Regions from separate parts of the Mus musculus genome. Here all the other regions are linked to region 4. The links are chromatin loops, found by intact Hi-C in ENCODE. Cell type or tissue: heart. All regions are shown on one strand. Each heading gives the region's core, and the rest is flanking DNA. Links, peaks and the distances in the headings are about the cores only. Region 1 overlaps Ubap2 (ubiquitin-associated protein 2). Region 2 overlaps Nol6 (nucleolar protein family 6 (RNA-associated)). Region 3 overlaps Ube2r2 (ubiquitin-conjugating enzyme E2R 2). Region 4 holds the start of Gm25637 (a small nuclear RNA gene). Region 5 holds the start of Ubap2 (ubiquitin-associated protein 2). Region 6 overlaps Ubap1 (ubiquitin-associated protein 1).

Region 1 (4,966 bases), core at 320-4,319, 180 kb after region 4:
ACTGAATATGTAAACCAGGAGTGGCCTTAAACGTACAGAGATCTGCCCCCCAGCCCCCAAATGCTGGGTTTAAAGGCTTGTGACACCCCAACCAACCCCATACAAAACTGTTTTATTTAGTTACTCACATGTACTACAGCACACTTTCCTTCTACCCTTAAAAGTCCTAGGGACAGAACTTTAAAGCGTTGGTAACAAGGACCTTTATTAACCTTTAGGTCCAGTGATTTGAATGTTTTCATTTTTGTTTTTTAAACAGGGTATCACAATGTAGCACTGACAAGCCTCTAACTCACATAAATATGCCTGCCTCTACCTCCTAAGTACTAAGATTAAAGACATGAGTGAGCCTTATCATTCTTGAAGATGGGGTCTGTATCATGTATCCCTGGTTATCTGTGAACGCTGTAACTAAAGATGACCTTGAACTTCTGATACTGTAATAGATTCCCAGACCTTAACACAGGCCTTGGGTACCTCAGCACATAGGCAGCACCACCTGTCAAAAGAAGAACAAAGAAGACCTTCTCCATCTTGCTTTGGGGAAAGTCCCTAAATATAGTGACCTTGCTCTTTGGCTCCTATAGTTCCACTTCTGGCTAACTGAAGTGTGTCAACCCAGGAATGTAGGTTTTGTGATTAAAAGCCCGTTCTGAGAAATGCTCAGGGCTACAACTCAGTCTCAAACACCTGGAGTAGTTACTAATAAAAGTTTCTATTGGCTTGAGCTGTGTCCTAGTGGTCTTCTCTAGTGGATACCTCAAGTTTACAAGTATTACAAGTTTATACCACCATTCCCAGTTTTATGGTATGCTGGGGACGGAATTTTCTTTGCCTGTTCTAGGGAGGCACTCTATCAACTACATCGCCAGCCAAGCGTACATATCTTCAACAGACGTTACTTTAGGATCATCTACCTACTTTTGTATAAATGGTCTTCAAGTTTCTACAATATAGTCTTTGGCATCCTGAAAAGTTATGAAGACCTGGAAGCCTTCCCAGTCTAGAAAGAACACCATTGAAAATGTCCAATGAAAGGACCAGAGAGAAGGTTCAAAGTGGTTAAGAGCACTTGCTGCTCTTGCAGGACTTGGGAGACAGGTTCCATCCCCAGTACCCACTCGAAAGCTCAAAATGGCCTGGAATTCAAAAGTTCCTAGGAAACCTCTTCTGGCTTCACAGGCCCCTTCATGCCCATGGCACACAAACATACATTCAAGCCCACACATAAAACTGCATATTTTAAAAAAGTCCCAATGAGAACAAATACATCAAGTGTAAACGTGTCTCCTTCTTGTGTCAGAATTGAAGCTTCGACTGTCCTGAAACTTGCTTGTAGACTAAGCTAGCCTTGAACTCAAAAATGTGCTGGTCTCTTGCCTTAGTGTTGGGATTAAGGAAGGGTCTGTCATAACACCAAAAGAACTTTAAAACTCTTTATATTTTCTGTGTTTTCCCTACATGTACATATATGTACCATGTGCATGCTGCCTGCCCAGAGTCCAGAAGAGAGCATCAGATTCCCTGGAACTGGGGTTACAAATGGCTGTAAGACATGATGAAAGGCCTGGGTGCTGGAACCAAACCTAAGACTTCTCCAATAGCAGCAAGTGCTATTAGCTGATGAACCATCTCTCCAGCACCCCCAACTGTGGATTTGAGTAGAATTATATTCTTCATATATGGATATAGCTAAAGAAATGTTTTGTTCACACTTCTTTGTATTATCACTAGAGGGGGCTGGTGAGATGGTTCAGAAATAAAAGAACTAGCTGTCAGGATTCACAGGCTACATCCATGTTACAATGCACGCATAAGAACATAAGTAAACAGAAATGCTATGAGTTTAAGGCTAGGGTTCCAAATTCAAGTTGTCTTGCCATGCACAAAAGAAACAGTAAGAGAAAGAAAAACTAGACATAACAGTAGCTAACTCTAACACCTACCTAGAATGCTCAGCATTCACTACCATCACTCAGGACAACACTATCATTCACATAAACACTTCATGTTAAATAGCTAGATTTAGCCGCATCTGTAAGTGGCTTTCAACCTGGCAGCCGAGGACATTATGCACATATGCCTACTCCCTTGGGAACATGTGGTGTCCGCAGACATGTTAGTAACTTCATGAGGAAGGAGAGGGGTGTCAGGTTAGAGAGAAGGATGATGTAGCATCACTGTGCAGCACATGCACACCAATGAAGTTATCCAAGCAAACTGCACGGAGCAGAGGCTTCAGTGCTGACGCAGCATTTACTGCAACAGCAACAACAACACTATTTTCACTATGGTTAGAAAGCCCTTCAGAAGTACAACCACCTCTAGCTGGGATAAAGTACAGGCAGGTCAAAGGCAGATAAAACAGAACAACTAGGAAGCACCTACAGCAGTGGGATGGCTGTGACTTACCCCATGCTTTGAGCGGAGAACCTTCCTGTCCCTCTGCCCCTGCCACGTCCAAATCCTTTAACAAAACACAATTATAGAATATAATTGTATTTGTACATGTATATATAATGATTAAATAAAGCAGAGTTTCAGGCCAATCTGGGGCTACAGGGTGACTTCTCAACCTGTAGTCAATCACAGACTACAGTATGAGCCTTTTTTTTTTTCCTTAAAAAAGAAGAAAAAAAAAAGCAGCTAAGCAGCTAACTCATTCTTAGGGGCATCTGATGCCCTCTTCTGGCCCCCACAGGCATTGCATACACATGGCACACAGATGTACATGCAAGCAAACCGTTCACAGATAAAACAATTTAAAATATAAATAATGCCTTGGCAATGGTGGCGCACGCCTTTAATACCAGAGGCAGAGGCAGGCAGATCTCTGAACTGGATGCTAGCCTGGTCTACAGAGCAAGTTCCAAGACACTCAGGGCTATGGAGAAACTATGTGTAGAAAACAAAATACCCCAAACCCCCAAATAAATAATAAGCTCTCCTTGCTTTGTTGGTAGTGTAACCATGTATATCATACCTCTGTCTCAGCTTCCTAAATGCTGGGATTACATCTGTACACCACTATAACTGATTATAAAAGTGGCTTAAACAAATCATCTGAAAATAACCAAAAGGATTCTTCAAAGTGACAGACATAATCCAGGATCTGAGGGATGGCTCAGGGATGGAGCCATTCTTACCAAGGACAGGCAACCTTCAGCACCAAAAATAACAAAACCAAAGCAAAATGTAAAAACAAAAGAACCGGGCATAATCTAAGGGGTTCCTTCTCAGCCATCTTAGAGAACACTCCTTCATACTGCATTTCCAATCATCCTTAATAGCCAGGGTGGCAGCAGCTGGCCTGGTCCTCCTCCCCCCTCACCTCTGCCTCGGGCCCGCTTGCCCCGCTCCGCAGGCTTGTCTCCTTGGCTGCAGTCAATCCCATTCTCTTCACCTTTGACTAAAGAAGAAAAAGCAAACATGTCAACTTTTCATTTTCAAACCTCTTACCAAACTTATGAGATACAAAACCAAGATCAAAATGCACAGAAAGAATCAAAAACCCAACACTCTTCTTTGCAATCCCACAAGTTCAAGGCCAGCCTGGTCTAAATTCAAACAAGGGCTACATATTGAGGGAGCACCTGTCTCAAAAGCCAAAAAGGAAAAAAAAAAAAAGGTTAAAAAGAAGTTAAAATGTAAACAACATTTAGAAATCATGATGAATAAAAAGTAGCACAAATCTAGAAGCACATGACCAAAGGCTTATCCAACACTAGGATGACAAAACCAAGAGAATCGTGAATTCAAGCTCAAGGCCAGATGAACCACATAATCAGACCTAGTATTTAGAAAAAGAAAAAGAGCTCTTAAGGTCTCACCTTTCTTATTCTCAGCTCTCTTTCTCTCTCTCCCTTCCACCCTCTCTCCACATGGCCATGGCTGGCCTCTCTCTTTCTCTTACTTTCTCTCTGCATTTCTACAATAAAGCTCAAGGAAGGAAGGAAGGAAGGAGGGTGGTGTGGAACAAAATCCTGAATGGCACCAGATGCAATCCCAGATAGAAGACTAAAATGAAAATCACATGGTGCTGAGCATGGTGGCACAGTCCTTTAATCCCAACACTCAGAACAGAGGCGAGAGCTCTGAGGCCAGCCTGGTCTGCAGAGCAAGCTCCAGGGCAGTCAGTCAGACCATGACTAAAACAGTATACAGCATGGGCATTTTACTTTCTGTCTACATGTACCCTCCTGTAAAATAAATTTTCTATAAATAAGTACTAAAACCCAACACTTACTACAAAACAATGCTATCTATAAACATCACAGAACAAAAGGTAAAGTGTAAGAGACAGGCTTTGTAGCATCCTACCAGAAAAGGCAAGGACAGACTTCTGTTTCTCATATTCATACTGGATCCAATAGATCCATACAAAAACTAGTCAATAGATATTGATATCATTACTCCACTTTTTAGTTGCTGCTTAGCTCACATGAGCTTGGCTTCATTTGCAGTACAAATTTAAATTTATCCTATCCCTTCCCATCATCCTCACCTGCTTCTGAACTTTATTTCTCCCCAGAACAAGTTCTAACAAACATTACTAAACTATTGAGACCAGGTGTGGTGGCCCACCCCTTAATCCCAGCACTTGGGTGCCGAGGGCTGGCAAAGCTCAGGAAGTTTAAGGGCAGCCAAGGCCACATAGTGAGATCCTGTCTCAAAAACAATAAAAACCAAGTATTTTATAAGTGCTAGAAGTGTGGTCAAATAAAAGCCCAAGCAAAGGCCCCTGAGTGAGTCCCCAGCACAAACTATACATTTCTATTACTTAAATACTCATTTCTCGATCTTGATGTTATTGTTCAATCGACCTTCATTTAAAAATAGAGCTGGTGAGGTGGCTCAGTGGGTAAGGGCTCCTGCCAAGCCTGAATTCACTCCCAGGACCCAAATGGTGAAGGGAAAAAGTCAACCCCAAAGTTTTTCTCAGACCCCCACATGTACACCATGACAT
Region 2 (4,966 bases), core at 363-4,362, 69 kb after region 4:
TCTGACAATTCTCTTCCCCAAGACAGACCATTAGGCTTAGACATCTGGGATCTAGGAGGCTTCCTGGACGAACTCACAGGGTGTTCACCTGCTTACTGTGCCATCTACACAGGGAAGTTCTTCCAGTGGTCTGACCTGAGTCCTACCACTTACCAGTCAGCTCACCGTTGAGGTTGACAATGAGAGGGTTGTTCTTCCAATCAAAGGTAGATACCAAGTAAAGGAACCGAAGAAAGCCAACCTGTGGGACGCTGAGCAGATAGAAAGAGAAAGAATCTGAGGCCTGATGTCCCCAACCCCTCAGTGAGAAGCATCTGAAAACACCCTCTATCGTGTACTCGCCACCCTCCCCCAGTTAGAATAAAGACTGCATCACTTAGAGCAACTTCCCGAGCGAGGAAAGCATCCAGGTCATTACCTGGGAGGGGTGAAGGGCTCAGGGTGCAGGAAGAGTGAAGCGGCCAGCAGATCCAGGCTCTCGTCAGTGAAGCCCTCACCCAGAAGCTGGGCACGCACCCACCGCTTGGCCAGGCGAGCCACCCCCGAGTAGGCTGGGTACTGCTGCTGGAGTCTGGGGGAGGAAGCCTTGGCAGTGAGACCTGGGAACTCAGAGAGACCCACATAGGGATGGACCTACCGCCAGTCGCTCGGCCTCTGCCCAGCACTGCCCACATGGGGTACACATCTCCCATGCTCTCCTAGCAAACGCCCGGAAGTTATTACTAATGTTACTACCAGTTCACAAGGGAGGTATTATGCTGCCTGGCCTCCAGAGAATCTGGTAGCCAGGTAAGCAGAATGGGGGCAGGAGGCCTACATCCAAGAAGAGCTCACGAATGTAACCTTACCCATGCAGGGCACTGGTGAGCAGAGGCAACAGCTTGGTGTCTCTCTCAAGGCGGAGGGAGGCAGGTGTGTCTCTCAGGGAGACCATGCCCTCGGGGCTCCGCACCTCTTTCAGGATCTGTGGCTCCCGCTGATAGGCCACTCGAATCCTAAACACGAACCCATCCTGTGGAGAGATGTGGCAAAGGAAATGAATGTCAAGAGCACTTGGGGGTGCGCTGCCACCTGGATCCCTGGCCCCGCAGACCACGACCGACAGTTATCTTCCTGTAGCCCCTGATGTCCCTGGAGCCTGTTCTGTGGTGATCTCTCACCCTGTAGCAGCCTAACCTTGAGGACATCCGTGTGTGTGGCAGTGGCGCAGCACTGTAGTCTATGCTCCTGGGTCAGCACCTCCGCCAGGCGCAGCTGGAAGGCGGCTCGGACCCGCTGCACCGCTTCTGCATCCTGAGGCCACTGCCCGCTGCCCTCCAGGTGACAAACCACTGAAGAACAGAAGGGGTGAGAGATCTGATTCCGCAGCCTGCTGCCTTCCCCACTCTCTCCCAAGGACCCTCTTACCAGTCATAGGCTCCACATAGGCTGGGCAGGGCTTATCCGGCCGGGGCAACAGTGAGGCCAGCTCTTGGAGGCGGTTATAGAAGGAGTAGGCAGGACGGACTGGAGCTGGAGGGAAAACCTGTGGAAGACAGGACAGTGACTTTGAGAGGGAGGGACAGCCCAGAGATGGGAGGATGGGGCAGGTGTGAGTGGGGGCACTAACCATAAAGGACTCCCTGCCCCCCTGCACCTTACCTCTGTGTAGCGCAGCACTGGGTGAGCCCCCTGAACGGCAGACACAGTAAGTGGGAGACCCTCCAGCCCCCAGAGCAGGCGGCTGAGGTCATCATAGCAACGCACAGCCAACGCCAAGGCCTCCTCACCCGTGCTGGAGATCTGATGAAGAGAAGACACTCAGGAGGAAGTCTGGGTCTTAAGAAACCCCAGCACCACCTTGGATGCTGCCATGATTCAGGCTATGGCAGGACCGGGGCGCCCCCTGCTGGACACTAGGAGATGCAACCTGGCTAGGGTAGAAAGGGTTCTCCATCCAGTCTTGCCATAGCACTAACTACCCCGCAATCACTGGCTTAGACCCCAGGCTCTTACCTCTTTGGGGTTTTGGATCAATGCATCAAGGAAGCCACCCACATACTGGATACAGGTGTCTGGGATGTCAGCATGGCTGAAGAACACAGATACAATGAGGGTGTCAGGGGCTATGCCTACCGAAAATGGCTGCCCTGACCACAGCAGCCTCCTGGTGTGAAGACGCTGATACTCACAGTGCTAAGAGGTGGGTGACCACCTGATGAGGAATAAGACGCTTCTCAAACAAAGATTCTGCCTCCCAGACCACAGCTTCCCGGATGGCTCCGTCCTGGAAACGCCTGAGCTCTGAGCGGGTCCCCCAGAACTGACGGAAATCAGCAGCCTGGAGAGAAGCAAAGGATGGGAAGAGAGGCCAAGAAAGAATGAGCTGGGGCGTAGCTCAGTGATAGAGGGATGGACTAATAACGTGCCCAAAGCCCTGAGCTCAATCCCAAGCACTGCAGACAGGCCTCAACTTAGGTATCGTGAGGAAGCTCCACCCACTCCTCCCCACGGGCAGGCTGGGGTTTCACACCTCAGGCTTGTCAGCCTCTGGGCCAAGATCAATAACACTGGTCAGTCCCTCGGGCCGGAAGAGAAATCCCAGGGTCAGGGTCCCAGCGTCCTTGTGCTTCGGGGGATCTTGGTTGATACTCCACTGTAGGATGTAAACAGGTTGATGTCAACCCAAAGGCCCCAAGCCTGCTGGAGGCTAACCAGCTGGGCAGCACGCTGTGGGTCCCTTTGGACCCTATATCCAGCCAACTTCCCAGTCTACAGGGTCTCACCTCTGGGACTGGGGGCCGAGAGTGAGCCAGCAGATGCAGCCGGCACCCCAGACCCTGCACCAAAATGTTGGTTAGTGGGCCCAGAGCGGCTGAAACGTAGTCCCCTCCGTTATCCTGCAGCTCTGGCCAAAGCTTTAGCTGGTGACAGGATGCCTGCAGGCGACTCAGTGGATGGAGACTGGAGGGTACAGGGCAAAGGGGACCAATGAGAACCCACTAGGTCCGTGACTCCTCCTCCCTTGTGACCCTACACCACCCCAAACTCACTGGACAACGTGGTCAAAAGCCTGGATCATGGGTTTGGGAGTCATCAACAGCAGCTGAAATCCATCGTCAGCTTTGCTGTCCAGCAACGCCATAGACAGTTCTGCCTCGTACTGCACCTGGGCACAGGATGAGGAGGAAACACAGCTGTAACCCTCGCTGGCTGAAAGGCTCGCAGCCCGGGTCTACTTCTGCCGTTCTGGCACAGGCACGGCAGCCTGAGCGGAGACGTATGGAGGATCCGGGAGTAGGAGGACCTGTTGGTACCTGGTTGTAAGTGGAAGCTGTAACATCGGCACAGAGGTTGAGGCGGCCTGATGGGTCCACAAACACAACCGCGAAAAGCTGGTGGAATTCAGCCAGGGTGGGCTGGAGGGGCAGAGAGAAGCCAATCAGGGTTGAGGTCTACCTGCAGGCCCATTAGCACATACCTGCCCACGTTACTTAACTCACCAAGGAGGGATCTGAGCTGAGAGAGAAACTGATTCCATTGATTGTCAGATCGGTAGTGGCTGGAGTGAACCAGAGAAAGGTAGGTATTGTATTAGAAGGTCCTTTTGGGACCTGGCCACAGCGATACCCTCCCTGCCTCCCTCAGCCTGGGTGGCTACAACTGCCTGCCTCAGACTCAGTTTTCTCCTCTGTCTGGTGACAAGAAACTAACGGAGCTCTGGTGGAATAAGAGAACCCCCGGGGACAAGCGGAACCCCTGGCCTGTCCACTCTAGTTACCTTACCCAGAAACTGCAGGACACTTCTCAGGACCTGGTAGCCGCTCATGGTGGTATGGATCTTTCGTTTAGATACCAGGAAGGCAACCAGCATGGAGATGATGAATCCGTTAAATCCACCCAGGCCCTGAAAGAGAAGCATGACTGGACTGAGCTCAGGAGCAACCCTTCCCACAAAGAGGCGAGGAAACCAGGCCACCCACAACTCACCTTGTCCAGTTCCCGCTGCCTCAGCCAAACCTTCAGAAGTGCCACGCCATCCTTCAGGCCCTGGGCAGAGCCCAGCACACTTGCCAGCAAGTGCATGTGGGTCTCCAGAGCTACATCCTGCAGGATCCAGGTGTTATAGTGGGGGGTAGGCGGCTCTACGCAAACAAATGGAGACTATTAGAAGAGAAGGCTCCACCAAACCCCTGCCCACCAACACATTTCAGCACCAGTGCCTGCTCACCGTAATCCGGACAGCTCTGCCCTCGGTACCAGGCAGAGCGCACATTGTTCTTAGTTGGCAGCAAGCGGCAGGGACGGAAGAAGTCCAAGGGAGGGCAGGGAAGCAGGCGCACAGTAACTAGGCGCTCATCCTTCCCTGGGTAGAGACATGGAGTAGTGAGATTCTACAACTCCTAAAATCTGAGTGGGTCCCCTTAGCACCCCCTCATACTTGGGCACCCATGACTTCTGACCTCCTGGCCTCGAGGCTTCCAGACTTGAAGACCTCATGGCCCCCTCCAGATTTACCATCCCATACTGTGCACTAAGCCCAGAGAGTGACTCCCACCATGTGGCCGCAGCAGCAGCGAGGGCTTCAGGTGGCATCCACTCATGTAAGAGAAGCGTACGCTGCTGAAGAGGGGATCCTGGGCCAGGTGGTAAGCTAAGTGGGCCAGGTAAAGGGCTCGCTTGCGGAAGTAACGCTGGTTCAGCCCGTCTTTGTCCTGTAAGATTTCCTGGAGGAATCAGGGAAGAGAGAAGGTCAGACACATAAGTGTTCATGGAACTGGGGACTAGGTCAAAGCTAGGCTTAAGTCCCAGGAAGAACACACCCAATATTCAGACAAAGGGCACAAAGTCCCAAAGGGACCCTTTGCTGATCCTCTAATAGCCCCCAAACCATGGGCCTTACCCTGGGCATGGTCACTGCCACGTCCACATTGATATCTGGTCGCATACAAGTATCCAGAAGGTAGCTACCCACAACAGTGATCTG
Region 3 (4,966 bases), core at 521-4,520, 120 kb after region 4:
TTGGCGACTCTCCATAGCTTCTTCCTGCTGAATAGGGGTGAAAAGAAATTCTCTATGGGCTGGTGAGATGGCTCAGTGGGTAAAAGCACCCGACTGCTCTTCCGAAGGTCATGAGTTCAAATCCCAGCAACCACATGGTGGCTCACAACCATCCATAACGAGATCTGACTCCTTCTTCTGGAGTGTCTGAAAACAGCTACAGTGTACTTACATATAATAAATGAATAAATCTTTAAAAAAAAAAAGATTTTCAGATGTCACTGTTTAAAAAAAAAAAATTCTCTAGAGGGGTGGGGAGGGGAGGGAAATTAGAAAAACTGGATAGACTTAAAGTTACCTTTCGCATCTGTTATCCAGTCTCTGCATGTTTGGAAGGCTCGGTCGGAGCTTGACTGGAGTTCTGACTGGGTCTGTGTGAAAGGTTGGATGAGGTGAGATGGCCTAGAATCAGCAGCAAGTCCCAGAGCTGTTTTGTGTAGCAACCAGGAGCAGGGGCAGGCAGGTCAGCTCAGTACCTTAGGACAAACCTCAGCAAAGCTGGGCATTCTGTAATATTGGAACCTCACAACCAAAACTTTAGGACCATTAAGGTTTTCTCATGCAATGTGCAGGGTGCACACATCAGTTAAGGATGAAGTTTTGTTCTTTGATTGAGCAGGTGGTAGACAGCTGTCTTTTTTATGAGTTAATTTTATCAATAACCAATTATAAGTGTTCATTCATGCCCTGTGAAGGGTAGCACGATGACCCTTTACCTGTCCTGTTTGTTTCTCTTGAATTTTTCTAGTTCTTGAGGGGGTCTCCCCGTCATATCTGATCCATATCACTCTGGAGTCCGAAGCCTCTTCTCCTTTCCTGTCAACACAAAAGCAGAGACTTTCTTCCAGACTAACAAGTCCTTGGTCCAGTAACTGGAAATCTTTAACTGTTTAGCTTGACCTCTCTCCCAGAGGGATTTTAGTATAACTACTAAACTCAAAACCATACTCATTTTGATAAATAAAACAGTTCAAAGTAGATAAAAGCAATCTAAACAAATATTAAACGAGTCAGTGTTTTTGCTGTCTCGTGTCTTCATGAGATCAAGGCCTAAATTATTTAATATTCCTGTCCACTTACTGTATGGGCCTATTTCCAGGCTCTCTCTATATAATTCTCAAGGCCTAAATTTCTACTGTCTTAAGATAGGCTAAGCAACCTATTCTCTGCCTTTGATATAATTTTTTTTTTTTTCCGAGACAGGGTTTCTCTGTGTAGCCCTGGCTGTCCTGGAACTCACTCTGTAGACCAAGCTGGCCTCAAACTCAGAAATTCTCCTGCCTCTGCCTCCCAAGTGCTGGGATTAAAGGCGTGCGCCACCACGCCCAGATGATCTAATTTTTTAAGATCAATATGCCTCAATGAAAAACAATTGAGGCATACATTTCTCTGTAATTAACTTTAAATTTCCTTCTGCTTACTGTATGCACCTATTTCCAGGCTCTATTTATATCATACCTGGCAAAAGCAATCAATAGAAATCTTGTGTCAGCCACATTCAAAGATCCCTAGAAGTTGTCTTGGCAAGACTTTTACACATCTTTAAAGCATTTATTCACTCATTCTCTCTACCTCCGCTGTTCTGTGGAGCTTAATATTTGCTGCATCTACTATCTGGCTTTCTGCCTCAAATCTTAAGCTCTTTGTATCAGTTCTGAACCGCAGGAAGAAATTCCCACGTGGCTTGGGCAAAATCTGTATTCCCTTCTATCTTTTAAGACAAGTAAATCAAATGTTAAAAGTCTATCCTTTGATTACCTGCTTGTAAGAAGCAGGCTGCTCTTTTTGTTTGTCTCTCACTGCCTTCTTCCTGGTCACAGCCTGACTGCACAGCAGGAGTTCCCAGCCTCTCCCCTTCAGCTCTCTCTGGCTGTGGCTGTATTCCTTTGTTCCAGTTTTCCTAGCTGGAGCCATAACTGGGCTCTGCTCTGTTGAGAAACCAGTTCTTCCCTCTTCCTAGACTTACATCATTTGAGTGTGGGTATACCATCCTAGACTAATAGTGGATTCTTGCCTTCCTCATTGTGTGCCATCTGTTCCATGTATCTTTTACTACTCGGCTTTAAGCTCTGAGTGGACTGACTACTCTACCAGCCCCACCAAGGTTCCCTTGGATCTGTGGATAAAACACACACACACACACACACACACACACACACACACACACACTCACAAACTTATTTTCAGCCTGCATTATTGGCTCAATTGCTAGGTGCTTCTGATCTCCCACAGCTAGCTTGCCCTTCCCAATTTTCTTAGCTCAGCATCCTAAATCTGTTCTCAACTTTTCACTCCACCCTAGATCTCACATGGCTGTGGCCTTTTCTCCCTCTGAAACATTGCAAAAGCTCTCTTCCTCCTCCTGAGTGTCTTAGCTTGCCTGTGGTTCCTGGAAGTCCCGTCTCTTTCTTTCTGCCCAGCAACTGGCTCCTGGCATCTTTACTGATCTATGGAGAACCAATTGGGGAACAGGACCTTAGCATCAGAACCACCCCCTACATTTTTGTTTGTTTTACAGTGCTAGAAACTGCACCCAGGATTTTGCAGCAAGTGCTTAGTCTATCATTGTTTCACAGCCAGAGCCCCCTTTGCGGGCCCCCAGATAAGATCCTCCCTGCAATAAGGATAGCTTTGAACTCAGAGTTCCCGACTCAGCTTCTGACAGCTCTGATTACAAGAATGCACCTATGTGAGTCTATTGCACGCATATTAAGCTGGCATAATTTTGTTTTATTTTATTTTATATATAACAGTATACAAGTATTAAGTCCAGAACATCATATTCTAGAATGATGGTTATATGATGGGTGGTATCTATGTTCCACCAGACTGGGATAAGTGGAGTTAAACAATTTATACAAAATGTGAGATATTTTTGTCTTGGAATTTCAGGAAATCCTTCCCATCTAAATCTGATCTGATCTTGGAGAGAGTTTGCTGCCACCTGGTGGCCATGGTCTACCTTATTATAAAAATGGTAATGGGGCAGATGTAGCTGGCTAAGACTTCTAGGCTTTGGCAGCATTTTTATGTGAGGTTTGTTGATGCCAGGTTCTTTGTCAAAATCCTGGAGGGTTGGTCCAGGAGAATACTGAGGACGCAAAAGGCCTTCTCTACCTCTTGCTTTCGAAGACAGATTTTGTTTCCAGGCCTTGACTTTGTGAGGACTGGAGTGAAGATGGGTAGATGTGTTAACTCTTCACTCAGTGATTTTTACTTTGTATTCAAGAGTTGGCAGGCTGGGGGCCTGGAGAGAGATAGCATAGTGGTTAAGAGTCCTTGGCTCTTGCCAAGGACCTGGGTTCAATTCCCCAGCACAACATGGAAGCTTATAACTGGTTATATGTAGCTCTAGTTCCAGAGGATCTGATGTCCTCTTTTGGCTTCACACTGGGCATCAGGCTTGCATTTGGTGTACATACATACCCATTCGAGACAAAAATGTTTATACACATTAAATAAGATAAAAAAGTTTTTAAATTTTACGTGGTGTCTGAGAATACAGTTTAGTGGTAGAGTACTTGCCCGACATGTATGTGGCTGTAGGGTCAGTCTCCAAAATCATGTCCAAAGTATTTCCTATGTTTCTTCAAATTAGCAAATGAAGGAGGGCCGGGCGTGGTGGCGCGAGCCTTTAATCCCAGCACTCAGGAGGCAGAGCCAGGTGGATTTCTGAGTTCGAGGCCAGCCTGGTCTACAAAGTGAGTTCCAGGACAGCCAGGGCTATACAGAGAAACCCTGTCTTGAAAAAAACCAAAACAAAATTAAAAAAAAAAAAATGAAGGAGGGAGGGCGAGAGAAGAAGGAGAGGTGGGGGGGAGACACACACACACATACACACACACACACACACACACACACACTCTCACTGGGACTCTACCCCAGGGTTTCACATGTACCAAATGTTAAAACTTCAGACAGATTACAAGCCTGAAGACACATGCCTGTGCAGCTAAATATTTCAGTTTTAAAAATGCTGTCTTCCAAGTTGGTGATAGTTGCAAACACTTGTGATCTGTCTATGGCTTGAGAATTCTGATGTGGGAGTGAGAGGATCAAGAGTTCAAGACCAGCCATGACTCCATAGCAAATCAGGGAATTAAAGACTAAGACAATCAGTAAATAAAATAATGGCTCAGGGGTTAAGAGCACTGGCTGCTCTTCCAGGGGTCCTGAGTTCAATTTCCAGCAACCACATGGTGGCTCACAACCATCTGTAGTGGAATCTGATACCCTCTTCTGGTGTGTCTGAAGGCAGTACTCAAATACATACAATAAATAAATCTAAAAAAAAAAAAAAGAGCATTGACTTGTCTTTCAGAGGACCTGAGTATGATTCCTAGCGTCTGCATGGCATCTTACAACCATCTGTGACTCCATTCCCAGGAGATCTGATTGCGTCTTCTGGGTCTTCTGGGTTCTGTGTGCATGTGGTACATAGACATATGCTTAGTTCTTTGGAAAAAATTACAGTGTTGTGCACAATGCAAGTGAGTGTGTGTGTGTGTGAGAGAGAGAGAGAGAGAGAGAGAGAGAGCTCAAATGTGCTAATGAGTTATGCTTCCAGCCTCAAAAAAAATTTTATTGTTTAAGATTACTTATTTTACCTGTGTGCCTAAGTGTATGTATATGCATCACGTGTGTGCAGGTGCTCATGGAGGCCAGAACAGGGCTTTAGGTGTTGTTTTGTTTTGTTTTGGTTGGTTTTTTGAGACAGGGTTTCTCTGCGTAGCCCTGGCTGTCCTGAAACTCACTCTGTAGACCAGGCTGGCCTCCAACTCAGAAATCCTCCTACCTCTGCCTCCCAAGTGCTGGGATTAAAGGCATGTCTTGTCTTGAAACTTGAATTACAGGTGAATCTGAGCCACCCTGGTGTGGGTGTTAGGGACCAAATTCTCTTGCAGAGCAGTAAATGCTCTTAGCTGCC
Region 4 (4,966 bases), core at 572-4,571:
TCATAGTCCCAGAGGAAAGGCCAGTACTACATGCCAAGTGTCTGGCTTATCTCTAAGACCAGAGCCAGAGGTAGCCTGCAGAAGGCCACAGAGGTTCCTGAGACCCAGGCTATAGAGAAAGCTGTGTAGATGGAGATGTACATAGAAGTTTCCAGAAAGTAACAGAAAGGTGGAAGAGGTGGAAGGACTGGAAAAACAATTCTGGGTCAGTCCTCAGAGAGCCCTCCACCTGAAGCAGAGGGAGGAGAGTTAGGCCCTCTCCTCAGGGGTCCCCATCTGGGAGAAGAGGAAAAAAGCCAGACCTGGTTTCCTGCGGCCCCCATTCCAGGTCCTGTCTTCTGGACACTGCCTATCTTAGGAAAAGTATGCCCAAGGCTCTATGAGAAAAACCAGGCTAGCCCAGCACGGGGCTGTTGGCTCAAGGCAGCCGTGGGATCTCAACTATGGGGGTGAGGTCAGAGGGAGCTGAAGACCACCTGCAGCCAAATGGTTTGTCTGGGTTCAGGGGCCCGGTGGGGCCAGGAAGAACAGGCAGGCATGCACGTGTCAGCAGGGGCTGCAGTGCCAAAGCATGAGGGTGGGTGCCTGTCATCGAGAGGTGGGTGATAGGCAGGAAGCCCAGGGAGACGCACACAGTACCTCGATGGGAGAAGTTATAAGATGTGGTTGTCCAAAAGCCTTGTATGGGAGTGAGACTGTCTTCTAGAGATCACTGAACAGGGTGTCTGTAGCCTGCACCCATGAGGCAGAGACAAGAGGAATACAAGTTTGAGCATAGCCTGAACTGCCTAGAAAACTCAGGCCATCACTACACAGAAATCCCACCATTGGAAAGCAGGGGAAATGAGGTCAGACTGGTCTACAGAGTGAGTCCCAGGCCAGACAATGCTCTACAGTCAGAGTCTGACTCAGAGACGAGAGTCACATGCCTACAACCGGGAGTTCAAGGTCATTCTCCACTACATAGTAAGTTTAGACTAGACAGCCTGGGCTATGGCTATATGAAACCCCAGCTTTATTTTATTTCAAGGTAGGGTTTTTGTTGGTTTGTTTCTTTGTTTAGTCCTAGCTGTCCCTGGAACTCACTTTGTAAAGAACCCTGGCCTCAAAGTCAGAGGCCAGCCTCTGGAGCTGCCTCTCTGCCTCTGGAGCACTGAGCTTGAAAGGCGTGGCCACCACCCTGCAGAGGCCTGTTCTCACACACACACACACACACACACACACACACACACCCCACACACACACACCTCCATTCAAGTGAAACCACTATTGCTGTCACTAAACAATTTCAGGGAGTCGCCAGTATGGGCAGACTTAAGAAAAGTAGCTTAGGGGCTGGAGAGGTGGCTCAGAGGTTAAGAGCACTGACTGCTCTTCCAGAGGTCCTGAGTTCAAGTCCCAACAACCACATGGTAGCTCACAACCATCTGTAATGAGATCTGATGCCCTCTTCTGGTGTGTCTGAAAACAGCTACAGTGTACTTGTAATAAATAAATAAATAAATAAATAAATAAATAAATATTTAAAAAAGAAAAGTAGCTTAGTTTATAAAAAGTTTGCCCAGTATGAGAGCACCGTATTAAAAGAATGGACGCCGGGCATGGTGGTGCACGCCTTTAATTCCAGCACTTAGGAGGCAGAGGCAAGAGAATTTCTAAGTTCCAGCCTGGTCTACAGAGTGAGTTCCAGGACAGCCAGGGCTACACAGAGAAACCCTGTCTCAAAAAAAGAAGAGAAGAAGAAGAAGAAGAAGAAGAAGAAGAAGAAGAAGAAGAAGAAGAAGAAGAAGAAGAAACCAACAAAAAACTAAAAGAATGGGCAGAGCGGTTCACTGGCTGGGCTATGGTGGTTGCACACCTTTAAGCCCAGCACTTGGGAGGCAGAAGCAGGTGGATCTCTGAGTTTGAGGCCAATCTGGTCCACAAAGTGAGTTTCAGGACAGTCAGAGCTCCACAAAGAAATTCTAATCTTGAAAAAATAAATAAATTTTAAAAAGAAAGAGGTGCTCACTCCCCTTGGCAGCACATATTCCGAAATTGGAACAAACACAGAGAAGTCTAGTGTGGTCCCTGCACAAGGATGACATAAATTTAAGTGTTCCATATTTTGTTGTAAATTTTGTTTTAATTGAGCTTTGGTACAGTTCCTTTTAATGTTCTGGAGACTGGACATGTGTTGGGAAGTAAAACTAACCCAGAACTATGGGGAGGGGGAGGGGAGGGGAGGGGAAGGGGAGGGGAGGGGGAGGGGAGGGGGAGGGGAGAGGGAGGGGAGAGGGAGAGAGAGAGGAGAGAGGAGAGAGGAGAGAGGAGAGAGAAGGAAAAAGGAAAAAGGAAAAGCCAGGATTACACAGAGAAACCCTGTCTCGAAAAAACAAAAAAGAAAAAAAAGAAGAGGAGAGAAGAGATGAGACAAGAGAGAAGAGAAGAGAGAAGAGAAGAGAAGAGAAGAAAGAAAAGAGAAAAGAAAAGAAAAGAAAAGAAAAGAGAAAAGAAAAGAAAGAAAAGAAAAGAAAAGAAAAGAAAAGAAAAGAAAAGAAAAGAAAGAAAAGAAAAAAGAAAGAAAAGAAAAAAGAAAGAAAAGAAAAGAAAAAACAATGGCGCCAGAGCACAGAATAAAGAGGAAACTTTGTCCTCTAGAGGGCGCCAGAGACCGGGCCATGTCTGGAACTTTCCTAGTCGTCCACATCCTTCTGCCAAAACAACCCTTCCAGAGCTCGTGATTGTAGCCAGAGCAGCTAAAGGTTCTGGCTCGCTCCGTAGCAGACACTAAGCGGGTTCAGACTGCTGCATTTCTTCCAGGAAAGGAGAGTTGCACCCTGAAAAAGAGGGACACACCTGTCTTTGTCGCCAGTCAGAGATGAGTTCAAGAGTGAGCTATGGGCCGAGGGATGGTGGTGCTCGCCTTTAACCCCAGCACTCAGGAGACAGGGGCGGGCAGACCTCCTAGTTTGAGGCCAGCCTGGTCTACAGAACAAGCTCTAGGACAGCCAGGGGGCCACAGAGAAACATTTTCTTGGGTGGGGGAGAGCTATGGAACTGGGTGTGGAGGTGCACACAAGATCCCTGCATTTGGAAGGCTTGGGGGCAGATGTATTGAGTTTGAGGATGGCCTGAGCAACACAGAAGAACTCTGAGTCAAATCAATAAAGCTAGGATCTTATCTGAAGCCAGAAGTTGGCTGTTAGACTAGAAAGAGAATAGGAATATATCAGTCTAGAGAGGCAAGAGTCTTCCAGAAAAGGTGACGTGGAAACCAGATCCTCCAAGATTCAGCCAGGGAGGAAGTGAATGACTCTTAAAGCTGACTCAACCCAGGATTGTGAAAACCTAACCTGAAAACGGAGACCAGCTTACGGAGGGTGCAGGATGGGCTGGGGTTACCATGAAACGCTTTACCTGTTTTGTTTTTTGTTGTTTGTTTTTTTTTAATCTGGCTGTCTTCTTTTTTTCTAAAGATTTATTTATTTATTTATTTTATGTATATGAGTACATCATTGCTGTCTTCAGACACACCAGAAAAGGGCATCAGATCCCATTACAGATGGTTGTGAGCCACCATGTGGTTGCTGGGAACTGAACTCATGACCTCTGAAAGAGCAATTGGTGCTCTTAACCGCTGAGCCATCTCTCCAGCCCTTTACCTGGTTTTCAATGCTATCCTAAGAGCCAAGCAGACTCTAAAGGGACCTAAGCAAGGAACACGGTAGAGCTTCTTTACTTCCTATATCCCCGAGGCCCTGAACTTCCGGCAAACTCCAGAGGAGGGCCCAGTCAAAGAATGAGCAGGTAACCAGGGGCTAGGACCTTAGGGAGGACTAAGAAGGAATAGGTGGAGGGAGATGGGAACCTAGGCCCTGGGCTGCCCAGAGGCTATGGATCCAGTCGCTAGCTACACTGAGTGGTGTTGTAGAGGGGCCGATGAGACATGTGTTTGCGAAGGGTTACCTGGGAGAGCTGACAAGATGGAAGCGGGTGTCTGCTGGAGGCAGGGAGTTCCAAGGTGGAGAGTGGGGTAGGGGGACAGCAGCACGGGGCCCAGGAGGGAGGGAGGGATTAGAACAATGAATCGCACTAGTCTGGACAGGACCAATGCAGATAGCTGGGCACAGAGAAGACACACTGGAGCCCTTTCTCCTAGGGATAGGTTCCGTGTAGGGCTGCCACATCCTGTAGAGTGTTCTTTCATCTGCAGATCCAAGATAGCTCCTGGGCAGGTAAGTGCCTGCAACCAGCTGGGAGCACAAAGTGGAACAGCCAAAAAAAACTCCCACTACACAGGTTGTCTCCTGACCTACACACACACACACACACACACACACACTAAAAATGTGGTTTCTTTTTTAAAAAGTACAAATATCCAGGTATCGATGGTGGCGCACACCTTTAATCCCAGCACTCCGGAGGCAGAGGCAGGCGGATTTCTGAGTTCGAGGCCAAACTGGTCTACAAAGTAAGTTCCAGGTCAGCCAGGGCTACACAGAGAAACCCTGTCTCGAAAAACCAAAAAAAAAAAAAAAAAGATAAATAAAGATAAAGACAAAAAGCACAGAAACCTTTGCAAAATGGCAGTATCATGGCAAATGAGATTTATCAGAGGCACTATTTTTGTTAACCACCCCCCTCCCCAAAAAGTACAAACAAAAATAACCAACGCTCTATTACTGAGCTACATGCCCTGAAATTCCAAAATTCTTATATTTTTCTTTTTGGGTTTTTTTTTGGGGGGGGGGGAGGGTTTTTGTTTGCTTATTTTTGTTTTTGTTTTTGTTTTTGTTTTTGAGACACTTTCTCTGGGTGGCCCAGGCTGTCCTGGAACTTGCCCTGTAGACCAGCTCTCCAACTCAAGAGAGCTCTGCCTGCCTTTGCCTCCTGGTGACTAGGATTAAAGGTAGTGTGTACCACCACCACCTGGCAAAGTTCTTGGTTTTTAGTTGCATTTTATTTATTTACTATGTATGTAGTG
Region 5 (4,966 bases), core at 612-4,611, 220 kb after region 4:
AATCCACATTTAGAGTCCAGAGGAAAGCAGAGCAGCTGGAAGCTGCCCCGAGAGCAATTACCACAATCCTTCCTCATGGCCTCATCTCTGCCATGTTACTACTTCCACCCATATTTCAAACAAAACAATCTCCCTCTCTCTGAAATGTTTAGTTTTTGAAAGTCAGAGGCAGCAAGGAAACAAACGGGGGAGGGGTCAGAAGTGTGGGAAACATAAAGGTCACCCACTGGGAGTGAGGGGAGGATCAATTACAGAACTTAAATGACCCCTAAGTAGGAAAAATCAGGCAGGAACATAATGACAGCAATCAAGTGTAGAATGGGAAACTAAACCTTTGCCCAGTAAGACAAATCTCATAGCAACTGGAAAAGGGCCCTAGCCAAAAGGCCCTGAAGGCAGACAAGATATATTGGACCACCTCCAAAGAGTAGAATTTCTCTCCTAAACTAGGTAAAGAGCACACCAAAGAACCATCCCGATGTCTAAGCTACACTACAGGAGAACTTAGGCATGATAGCCACCTCCCCTCTGTTGGTTTATTTACTGTTTTAGTGTTGGTTATTTGAAAAACCAACTCTTAAAAAAAGAACAGGCACCAGATGGTGGTACCTCATGCCCTTAAGCCTGGCACTCGGGAGGCAGAGACAATCTCTTGAGTTCAAGGCCAGCCTGGTCTACAGAGCAAGTTCTAGGACGGTCAGGACCACACAGAGATCCTTTCTTGAAAAACTTAAGGGAGGTTAAAAAAAAAAAAAACTAAACAACAACAAAAATAAACAATTCAGAGGGCGTATTAGCATGCCCATTAATAGGAGAAAAAAAAAGAAAAAAAAAAGCTTAAAAACTTTACAATAGAAGATATAAATATAAACACTATTCACTGAAAGAGAGAGAGAGAGAGAGATCATTGTAACCAGGCACAGTAGTGTTTGACTGTAATCCATGCAAACTGAAATCCCAGCATAGAAAGACTGAAGCAAGAGGTGCATGGTGACTCATGCCTTTAATCCCAGTGCTTGGGAGGCTGATGCAGGTGGATCTCTATGGGTGCAAGGCCAGCCTGGTCTACAAAGCAAGTGGGGGACAGCCAAGGTTGTAACATGAAGAAACCCTGTAAAAACTATCGAGCGAGCGAGCGAGCTAGAGAGACTGAGACAAGAGGCTCTCAAGTTAAAAGCCAGCCTTGGCTAGGTAGTGCAACCCTCTCTCAAAAACGCCCTCCCAAAAAAAGGCATGCTCTTCAAATAAATGATCTCTGGGTACCTCATAGAATCACCTAAAAGCTCCAATTGTTACTGTACACAATTGCTGGAGAAAAGTAAAGAGTAGGCAGACTATGCACCTTGGAAATAAAGTAGAAAGGCGTATTAGTGGTAGTAAACTACGAGATTATGTTAAAGCAAAAAACTGCAGGAAGACTTCCAAGACCAACCCAAAGAGAAAACACGAATCCTAAGTGGTGACAGTTGACATGCCTGGGTAACTAAACCTGAAAATGCAGGGGGGAAGGTGGGAGAGCTGACTATGCCTGGGTAACTAAACCTGAAAATGCAGGGGGGAAGGTGGGAGAGCTGACTAGGAAAACTGAGCTGGAACGCACCAGGCTAAAGAATTTGTTTGAATTTCTAACAACGCTTTACAGTTCACAAGCACTCTTACCTCACCTTAAAGAATAAATAAACTATGACACCACCAGACTTCAATAGGGCATGAAGAGGAAACTCACAGAGTTTCAACTAACACCAAAGACCACAGTAATGAAAAGTAGTAAAATTGAACTATGCCTTCAGATTAAGTGGGGAGAGACTAGAGCGCAGAAGTTGGGCACTAAGACCAGTCCCAGGACAGGCGCCAGACTAGAAAGCTGAAAGGTGGTCCGGATGGGGCGACAGCGTGGCGGAGGAGCTCCTGCCAACGTGCAGGGACCGAGGTGGGAGAGAAAACCACACCCTCCAGGATAAAAACCCAAAGGGGGGGGAGGGGAAGGCGCCCCCTGGGGCTGGGTGGGGCCGGCCAACTAGGATGGGGGGTGGGGGGTGGAGCAGGAAGCACAGGGCAACCTGAGCGGGAGAGGAAAGAGAGTGCTCAGGCCTGGACACACTACGGAAACATGAAGCCAGCGAGGGAAGCTCGGCCCGATCCACCCGAGTAGACGCTGGGGCATCCCAAAGGGGGCTGGGAGTTCAGAAGACCTTAGCCCAGGTCCAGAAAGCATACACTGCAAGGTTCAGGGCCCTGGGAGGCAGGATGAAGGGGACCGGGTGACAATTACCGCTGCTGCTCTCGTTGGACTCGGGACCCGCCGCCGCCGCCGCTCGTTACCTGCCAATGTGCCTCTTACAAAGCGGCGGCGGCGGCAGAGGCGGCCCTGCCCGTCACGTGATCCCTACGTCACGGGAGAGGGTGGAGCCAGTACTTGAAGATTGAACGGGGTTACCCGGCTGGCTAACACAGCTCTGGGAGCTGAGCGAGAGGAACTATGTGGAGGCGGCGGAGATGGTGACATTGCTTGTGGTCAGAATTTCAGGGTCGTACTATCCGCCGCCTATAGAGAACCCACTATTAAAGCGTGCGGTCGCGCTATGATGACCTCAGAAACACTGCAAGATGCTCGATGCGTGCGGCTCTTTCGTCACGTGACATGGTGCAGCCACTCAAAGCAAGCCTGGCTTCTAGACGTTTTGAGGGCGAACTACAACTCCCAGAGTGCTGCGCGGCAAAGGCACTCTCTACGACCGCCTTTTCTCAGCGTGCTCCTAAGTACAACTCCTGATTCTGACTTATTCGAGCATCTTATGGCTAGCTTCCGAGTTAGTACCAATGGGTGCCACCTGCCAAGCGAACCAGCGTGGTTCCTGCTGGGAGGTGTAGTTCTGGCGGAGAGTGGGTCTAGCTCCCACGTTGCGAGGCTGGCGCTCCGCCCTGCCCTCTGCGCGGGAAAACGCCAACCGCCAGCTGCTGAGCCAGACACCCAGAACGTCCTCGGCTGAAGGCCACGAGACTTCAATGTAGTCAAATGTGGACTGCTTTCTGCATTCCCAACTCTCTTCTGCAGGAAACAACTACCATTCCTTGAACGCCAACGGGATGTTAGAGGTGTTCTAGCCCAAAAGGCTACTAGTATCGGACCGGTTTTGCAAATAGGAAAGGAAAAGTTATTTTCTGGCATAAGAAACCTAAATCAGGTTTTCCTTGTTGAGAAGTTACCTGATCCACCTCTTAGTAAAGATGTTAACCTCAGGAGATTAAGCAAAAGTAATGGAGTTTTGTTGTTTTTTGATTTTTTGAGACAGGGCTTCCCTGTTTTGGAACTTGCTTTGTAGACCATACTGGCCTCAAACTCACAGAGTGCTGGGAGTAAAGGCACGTGACACCACAGGCCGACTCAAATAAAGATTAATCACTAGCATATCTTTAAAAAATAAATAAATAGATAGATGTTGCGCTGGAGAGATGGCTCAGTGGTTAAGAGCACTGACTTCTCTTCCAGAGGTCCTGAGTTCAATTCCCCGCAACCACACGGTGGCTCACAACCATCTGTAATGGGATCCAATGACCTCTTCTGGGGTGTCTGAAGACAGCACAGTGTACTCACATACATTAAATAAATAATTTTTTTTTAGATGTTTAAAACACTTTAACTCCAGCCCAGACTAACCTAGCCTTATTGTGCAGTACATGGTGACCGCTAACTCTCAGCAGTCATCCTGCCTTGGTCTCCCAAATGGTGGTATTTCAAGGATTATAGACAAGAGTCACCCACCATGCCTGATTAATATGTATTTCAAATATATACATATATACCATTCATATATATATAGATGTTTTACCTGTATGTATATATGTAGCACATACATGCCTGGTCAGAACATGGGATTGGGTCCCCTGAAATTGGAGTTAGAGATAGTTATGATCCATATTCTAGGTGCTGGAAATCAAACCAACATCCTCTGGAAAGACAATTGCTCTAAACAGCTGAGCTATATCTTGTTAAAAATTATACATTTAAACATAATAAACCAGCACTCGGGAGGCAGAGGCAGGCAGATTTCTGAGTTTGAGGCCAGCCTGGTCTACAAAGTGAGTTCCAGGACAGCCAGGGCTATACAGAGAAACCCTGTCTTGAAAAACCAAAAAAACAAAAAAAAACCCAAAAAACAAAAACAAAAGAACACACATAATAAAATGTGATTATGTGGCTATTGTCTATGTGTAGCTTATTAGGTTAGATACATCCACAACGTTGGAATTAAGAGGTTAATTAGTGGTGGTGTAAGCCTTTGTTCCCAGGAAGCAGATGCAGGCTGCCTAGTTTACAGAGCAAGCTCCAGGACAGCCAGGGCTACACAGAGAAACCTGTCCCAGGAAAGAGAAAGAGATTATATAAAATGTCTGCTTGGTAAACAATAAGCCCTCAACAAACAAAATTATGTTCAAACCCTATTTGTACCCATAAGGTAAGGTGCAGCTGGTTTAAGCAAGATGGAAAGGGAATTTTCTTATACTGATGGGGGTTCAGTGCTAATTACTAATTTGCTAGTTACTAATAGACTTGATCTCTTTAACCTACTTGGCTAGACAATTGAAAATTTAAACAGTCCGGCCCAGTTCAAGGGAAACCTTTGTTTTTCTGCCTGAATTACAGAATGCTCAGGCTGTACCTGTAACAAAAAGAACGTATTATCCTGATTATCCATGTGTAGATCTATCTTATCTTTCTTGGCCAGTGACCTACTAACATTGTGTTGGGTCAGTTCAGTCTCTATGTTTTCTTGTTTTGTAGAAATGTATGAGAAAATCAAAGATTTTTAAAAAATGTTTTAATCCACTATTGAAAGTCAAAGACTTAGTCAGGCAGTGATGACACACACCTTTAATTCCAGCACTTGGGAGGCAGAAGCAGACAGATCTCTGAGTTCAAGACCAGCCTGGTCTACAGAACCAGTTCCAAAACAGACAGGATTAC
Region 6 (4,867 bases), core at 1-4,000, 340 kb after region 4:
AAGCCAGATTAGTCTACTTAATAGAATGAGAATTCTAGGCCTACATAGTGAGACAAAAACTACCTAACTGACTTTATTATAATACCTTATTGGCTATTACATTATCTCTAATATTTATTACAAATGATGTGAAAATGACTATATATAGAGATAAGCTTAAATGTTTTTGTAGGTTTATGTATATGAATGTTTTGCCTACATACATACTTTATATATAGCACATGCATGCTTAGTACCTGGGGAGTTCAGCAGTGTCAGATTCCCTGGATCTGGAGTTATGGATAGTTTTAAGCTAGCATGTGGATGCTGGCAACCAAACCCAGGTTTTCTCTGCAACAAATAAATGCTCTTAACTGCTGAGCTCTCTCTCTAGCCTAAAGGTTTGCATTTTAATATTCACAAAGATACAACTAGATCAAAGAATTTTATCAGGCCTTCCTTCAGCCACACTTACTTGAAGGACAAAATACTCCCAAAGCACAGCTGTTAGGGGACTGCACTTTCTAAAAGTGTGTGTAATTTAGAAACATATACCCACATTCTAGCAGGTGTTCATGGGGCTTTTTAAAGGGAGAAGTACACATGGTGGAAGAATAGTCCTGGCATTTTGGCTGGGCTCATGTGAGAGCTGCCTTTACTTTTTTAGGAAGCTGTGTCTTGAGTCCACACAGAGTCTGCTCCTGAGAAGGGCCATATAATCTTGAGTCTGCAAAGTGGCTAGACTGCTTTAGCTTCTGATCTTCCATGGCTGCTGTAGCCTACTGAAGCCCCTAGGAATGGACTGCTTAGAGTATGTTACAGGTGACACAGTTCAGTGGAAGCTGTCAGCCTACATGCCTGTGATCCTCCTGGCTCTCTTCAGTTTGAGAACATGCGGTTATAGCAGAACTTGCTTTAGGACAGAGGACTGACTACTTACTGCCTTGCTTAAAAAGGAAACAAGGAAAATTATAAAATGTTTTCTTTGGTTCTTGGAAGCCTGCAATTTTGTTCCTGTGGCCTGGGAGTGAGCTGAGCTGCCTTTGTGCCTTAGGCTTCATTATCAGAGGTGAACCAATCAGGTGATACTAGGGAGGTCCGGTGGCAGGGAGCAGCATGCTTGTAGCCATGCAGTAGACTGCCTAGGAGTCTAGCCTAGTATGGCTAATACTCCTTCCTTCCATCTTCACTGCAAAGGACAGCAGCTTTAGCAGGGAATGAAGCCAAGTTATGTGGTATGAGGCAAAGGTAAGTGCCCTCAAAATCCTGAGGCCCTGAGCTAGCCATGACCAGTGAGAGGCAAGAGTGAGACTAGGATAGTCAGTTACAGAGTAGCAATGTCTGCAGTGACTGAGTCTTAACCAAAATAGAGTTAGGGGCTAATGAAAGGACACAGAGAAATCTGCACAGCCCTCAAACATTCATTCTGTAGGTAGGTTCAGACTCAGAACTGATTTTCAAGTTACAGGGATCAGGGCATGGAATAGCATGTGCTGTCTGAACATGCAGGAACTGCGGGTGAGGGCTCCAAGGGTTGCTGGTGTTTCCTAGCTTTTCTTTTTGGCTGGTACTCAGTACCTCTCTTCTTTCCAACCCACAATGCCTGGACAGCAACCTGGGCCTCAACTCATCTTACCGTGATCTTGTTTTTCTATTGTCAGGTAACCCCTCTAAATTTCTCAGTGTCACAAGTGCCCAACATGCCTAGCTGTCCCCAGGCCTATTTGGAACTGCAGGCACTGTCTCCGAGTGAGCGGCAATGTGTAGAGACAGTAGTCAACATGGGCTACTCATATGATTGTGTCCTGAGAGCCATGAGAAAGAAAGGAGAGAATATTGAGCAGGTGAGGTGCTGGTCTGTAAGGTGTGGGTGGGGGAGCATGGTGACCTCAAGTTAGAGTTGTGATCTTGAGGTCCTCAAGTGCCTGCAACTCCAGCCTCCTCCCGTGTGGGTATGTGGAGCCTTGGGCTATCATCAGGGACCAGAAGTTGAACAGTAGTCCTTGAGAGTCTGAGAAAGCCTGGGGGGTGGGAGGGCTGGATCTGTTGTCATTATCCACCCCTTTGTACCTCTAGAGAGTACAAAACTGAGCATATGGTTAGATCTACACTTCTTTTTGAGATAGGGTCTTGTGTAGGCCAGGCTGCTCCGAACTGAGGTAGCTGAGGCTGGCATTGGACTCAGTCCTGACCGCTAGCATTACAGATATATCCCACTACTCGGCTTACCTCTAGAAACTTTTGTCATGGCTGTGCAGGACGCTGTGAATAGCATACTATAGTCCTCTGCCTTGGGGACATTTTCTGACATGCACTGTATTTTTCTAGAAGACTATTATCCTACTCTGGCTGAGCTGATCTTCTGGGTTGAGTCAGCTGTGACAGTACCTCCTTTGGGATGTGGCTGCTCATTTCTAGAAGGGCGTGCCGGTTTGTTTACCAAGTCATTATTGAGGTTATGCTGTGCTAGGCAGTCTGGGCCTGATAACTGGGGAGGGACAGGGAGGCAGCTTCACACAGATGGTCTAAAGCTCTCGACTCAGGAGTAACAGGAGGAGCTCAAGCCTTGTTTCTTTCCTTAGATTCTCGACTATCTCTTTGCACACGGACAGCTTTGTGAGAAGGGTTTTGACCCTCTTTTAGTGGAAGAGGCTCTGGAAATGCACCAGTGTTCAGAAGAAAAGGTAAGAACCTTTATGCATTCACAGGAGCAGAGTTGACTGCTGTACTCCCTGGCCCCTGCACTGCCTTTTCTTACTAGTCACTGTAGGCAGAAGCAGTCAAAGACAGACTCCAGTGTCCAGACAAGGAGTCTTGCATTTAGTATAGATAAAACATGGAGTTGAATCCCAGTGATAGGAAGGGGAAGTAGAGTTGCGCTAAAAGCCAGGCTTTTGGAAGACAGTGACTGTTGATAGTCTTTTTGCCTTCCCTTCTATCTAGAAAGCATACTTTAGGGGTTAAATACTTTGTCTTGGTGGGAATATTCATGTGGGCAGGAGCTCGTCCAGAGGTCAGCAAGTGAATTGTTACTTTCGAGGGAACCTTAAAGACCCATGGGACTGCTTGAAGGAGGCAGAATCTTCACCTGCAGTATACACCTACATTCAGCTGCTCTGCGTGGCTCAACTCTTTCTGAAAAAAATTTGTTCTCCTTTATCCCATAGATGATGGAGTTTCTTCAGTTAATGAGCAAATTTAAGGAAATGGGCTTTGAACTGAAAGACATTAAGGAAGTTTTGCTATTACACAACAATGACCAGGACAATGCTCTGGAAGACCTCATGGCCCGGGCTGGAGCCAGCTGAGACCTGGCCCTGCTACGGCCCTGCCACAGCACCACCATTCCCCAAGGAGGCTCTGCACAGCTCACTTGTGGGGAAGACGGGACATGCTTCCAGATTTTCTTTGGGGGTTAGAAGGTCGGATGTGGAGTTGACACTTGTTAGTCTCTGTGAGCCCAGGCCTGAGCTGGGGGAAAGTAGGAAGATTTGGGCATATATGCTCTCTATTGGTTCCTTCCATATTAAACATACCTGTGTTTTGAGAAGTGTCCTTCCCACTTTGGGCTTTCAGAAGGAATACTTGGTTCTTTCTGGGGTCTCTAATGTTCTCAGCCAAAACCTGGCCTGGCTACCAAGAAGAGTGGGAAGACAGGAGGAGCAGACTGCTGCTGTTTTGGGGCTAGATCCTTTCCTCTCCTCTCTGCTGCACCACTGTCAGACTGGGCTCTAACCCAAGTGGAATGCAACTGAGAGGGTCTTCCTGGGCCCGCCTTCCCCGACAGCCCTAGTGTTACACTGGTTCTGGAGTGTCTCTGCGGTACAAAGATGCACTTTTCTTCATGGGGCAAAGTCTGCCTCTTCTGCCAGGCAGTTCCCATTTGCCCCTGTCCAGACTGTTTCTTTTGGCTTAGACCATAATCCTCTGCTGCCCGGGGCATTGGAGCCCCTGTGCTAGGAAGCTGTCAGTTTTGAGTATCATTGGCCCTTTCCAGCACATGGGTGAGAAAACAGGCCACGACTTGTCACTCAGCACTAACCCCCAGTTCTTGAACAGCCTCCTCCAGCCCTGCTTTAGGATGACACAATGAATAACACCTAGGCATAGAAACCAGTCTCTTTGGTTTGTTTGTATTATGTTCTACAATATTAAAGATCTAAATACAAAGGATATAATACAGTCTTGAATCTAAAGTAATTTGCTAACTATTTTGATTCTTCAGAGAACTACTAATAAAAATCTAAAAGGTATGCCATGCTGCCTTAACCTCTTTATTTTGAAAAATGGTTTGACTCAGGACAGTGGGTAGATTACGGGTAGCACAGTCATTTCTGGCCTGGAACAGAGCCTAGTTGTCCCTTTCATATCAGTATCCTTTTCCCACTGAGGGCCTATGGGACTCAGAGGCTGGCCATCCTGTCTCATCTTTTTTTTTTTGTTTTTTTGGTTTTTTTTTGTTTTATAAATACAGACTCTCTAAACCTGGTCTAGTGCAGCCTGTGGAACAAGGGTATATGCTTTCTTGCTAAAGTGGAGAAGGGGTATACAGGTTTTGAGGTATCCTTTAAAATATGACAAGTCAAGTCCCTTTGCTTGTGACTACTACCAGTCACAGGCAAGGTTAAAGTGCTTCCCCGGCTCTCAGTGGTGCTCCTATAGCTGACAGTTCATCCTTAAAATTTCTAGTACTTATCTTTAGTAGAATCCCACATCCTTTTGGTGTTCTTGGTTGGGAATGGCCTCTGATTTTTAGTGGTTATGTGAGAGGCCTTAAGCTAGGAACAGGCTGCCATCTGGTGGTCAGTTCAAGCACTGCCCGTGGCTGCCAGACAAGCCTTTCAGCTCTTTTATAGAGCCAGACCTCACTATAGTCCAGGTTTAGACC

What was found. Peaks named below come from ENCODE experiments on the same cell type or tissue, not always from the same donor. Only the 100,000 strongest peaks of a DNase experiment are listed, where the experiment ranks them.
Region 1: a loop joins it to region 4, with 6 times the contacts of the local background. A loop is called at or near these places in 12 of 42 quality-filtered maps.
Region 2: a loop joins it to region 4, with 9 times the contacts of the local background. A loop is called at or near these places in 37 of 42 quality-filtered maps.
Region 3: it touches region 4 in a loop (7-fold over the local background); 10 of 42 quality-filtered maps call a loop at or near these places.
Region 5: a loop joins it to region 4, with 3 times the contacts of the local background. A loop is called at or near these places in 13 of 42 quality-filtered maps.
Region 6: it touches region 4 in a loop (4-fold over the local background); 9 of 42 quality-filtered maps call a loop at or near these places.

What each region holds. Positions count from the first base shown.
Region 1 is chr4:41,223,868-41,228,833 of GRCm38, forward strand. It overlaps Ubap2 (ubiquitin-associated protein 2), which reads right to left. Exons shown (of 29, transcript NM_026872.1): 6 at 3,332-3,409; 7 at 2,413-2,467. Among named protein-coding and RNA genes, the nearest start is that of Gm24837, 15 kb to the left of the region's middle. In heart, for the core only: CTCF peaks have their summits at 1,739 and 2,694 (motif pointing left); no DNase peak of the experiment used is centred there.
Region 2 is chr4:41,117,242-41,122,207 of GRCm38, forward strand. Nol6 (nucleolar protein family 6 (RNA-associated)) reads right to left here. Exons shown (of 26, transcript NM_139236.3): 4 at 4,883-4,966; 5 at 4,538-4,706; 6 at 4,211-4,345; 7 at 3,970-4,124; 8 at 3,766-3,886; 9 at 3,483-3,541; 10 at 3,297-3,398; 11 at 3,033-3,148; 12 at 2,766-2,943; 13 at 2,513-2,635; 14 at 2,172-2,320; 15 at 1,996-2,071; 16 at 1,642-1,782; 17 at 1,408-1,525; 4 more. Among named protein-coding and RNA genes, the nearest start is that of Nol6, 4.6 kb to the right of the region's middle. In heart, for the core only: a CTCF peak has its summit at 1,890 (motif pointing left); a DNase peak (open chromatin) is centred at 1,800.
Region 3 is chr4:41,163,269-41,168,234 of GRCm38, forward strand. All of the region lies in intron 1 of Ube2r2 (ubiquitin-conjugating enzyme E2R 2), which reads left to right. Among named protein-coding and RNA genes, the nearest start is that of Ube2r2, 30 kb to the left of the region's middle. In heart, for the core only: CTCF peaks have their summits at 2,982 (motif pointing left) and 3,193; a DNase peak (open chromatin) is centred at 3,013; H3K27ac peaks cover 287 bases.
Region 4 is chr4:41,048,217-41,053,182 of GRCm38, forward strand. It overlaps Gm25637 (a small nuclear RNA gene), which reads left to right and starts at 2,004; the gene lies at 2,004-2,110. It also overlaps a transcript of Aqp7 not described here. In heart, for the core only: a CTCF peak has its summit at 2,641 (motif pointing right); a DNase peak (open chromatin) is centred at 2,745; H3K4me3 peaks cover 440 bases; H3K27ac peaks cover 1,066 bases.
Region 5 is chr4:41,272,768-41,277,733 of GRCm38, forward strand. It overlaps Ubap2 (ubiquitin-associated protein 2), which reads right to left and starts at 2,368. Exons shown (of 29, transcript NM_026872.1): 1 at 2,273-2,368. In heart, for the core only: no CTCF peak of the experiment used is centred there; a DNase peak (open chromatin) is centred at 2,634; H3K4me3 peaks cover 2,446 bases; H3K27ac peaks cover 2,012 bases.
Region 6 is chr4:41,385,535-41,390,401 of GRCm38, forward strand. It overlaps Ubap1 (ubiquitin-associated protein 1), which reads left to right. Exons shown (of 7, transcript NM_023305.3): 5 at 1,641-1,823; 6 at 2,562-2,663; 7 at 3,147-4,232. The coding sequence ends at 3,287. It also overlaps a transcript of Kif24 not described here. Among named protein-coding and RNA genes, the nearest start is that of Ubap1, 39 kb to the left of the region's middle. In heart, for the core only: no CTCF peak of the experiment used is centred there; DNase peaks (open chromatin) are centred at 2,397 and 3,307; H3K27ac peaks cover 519 bases.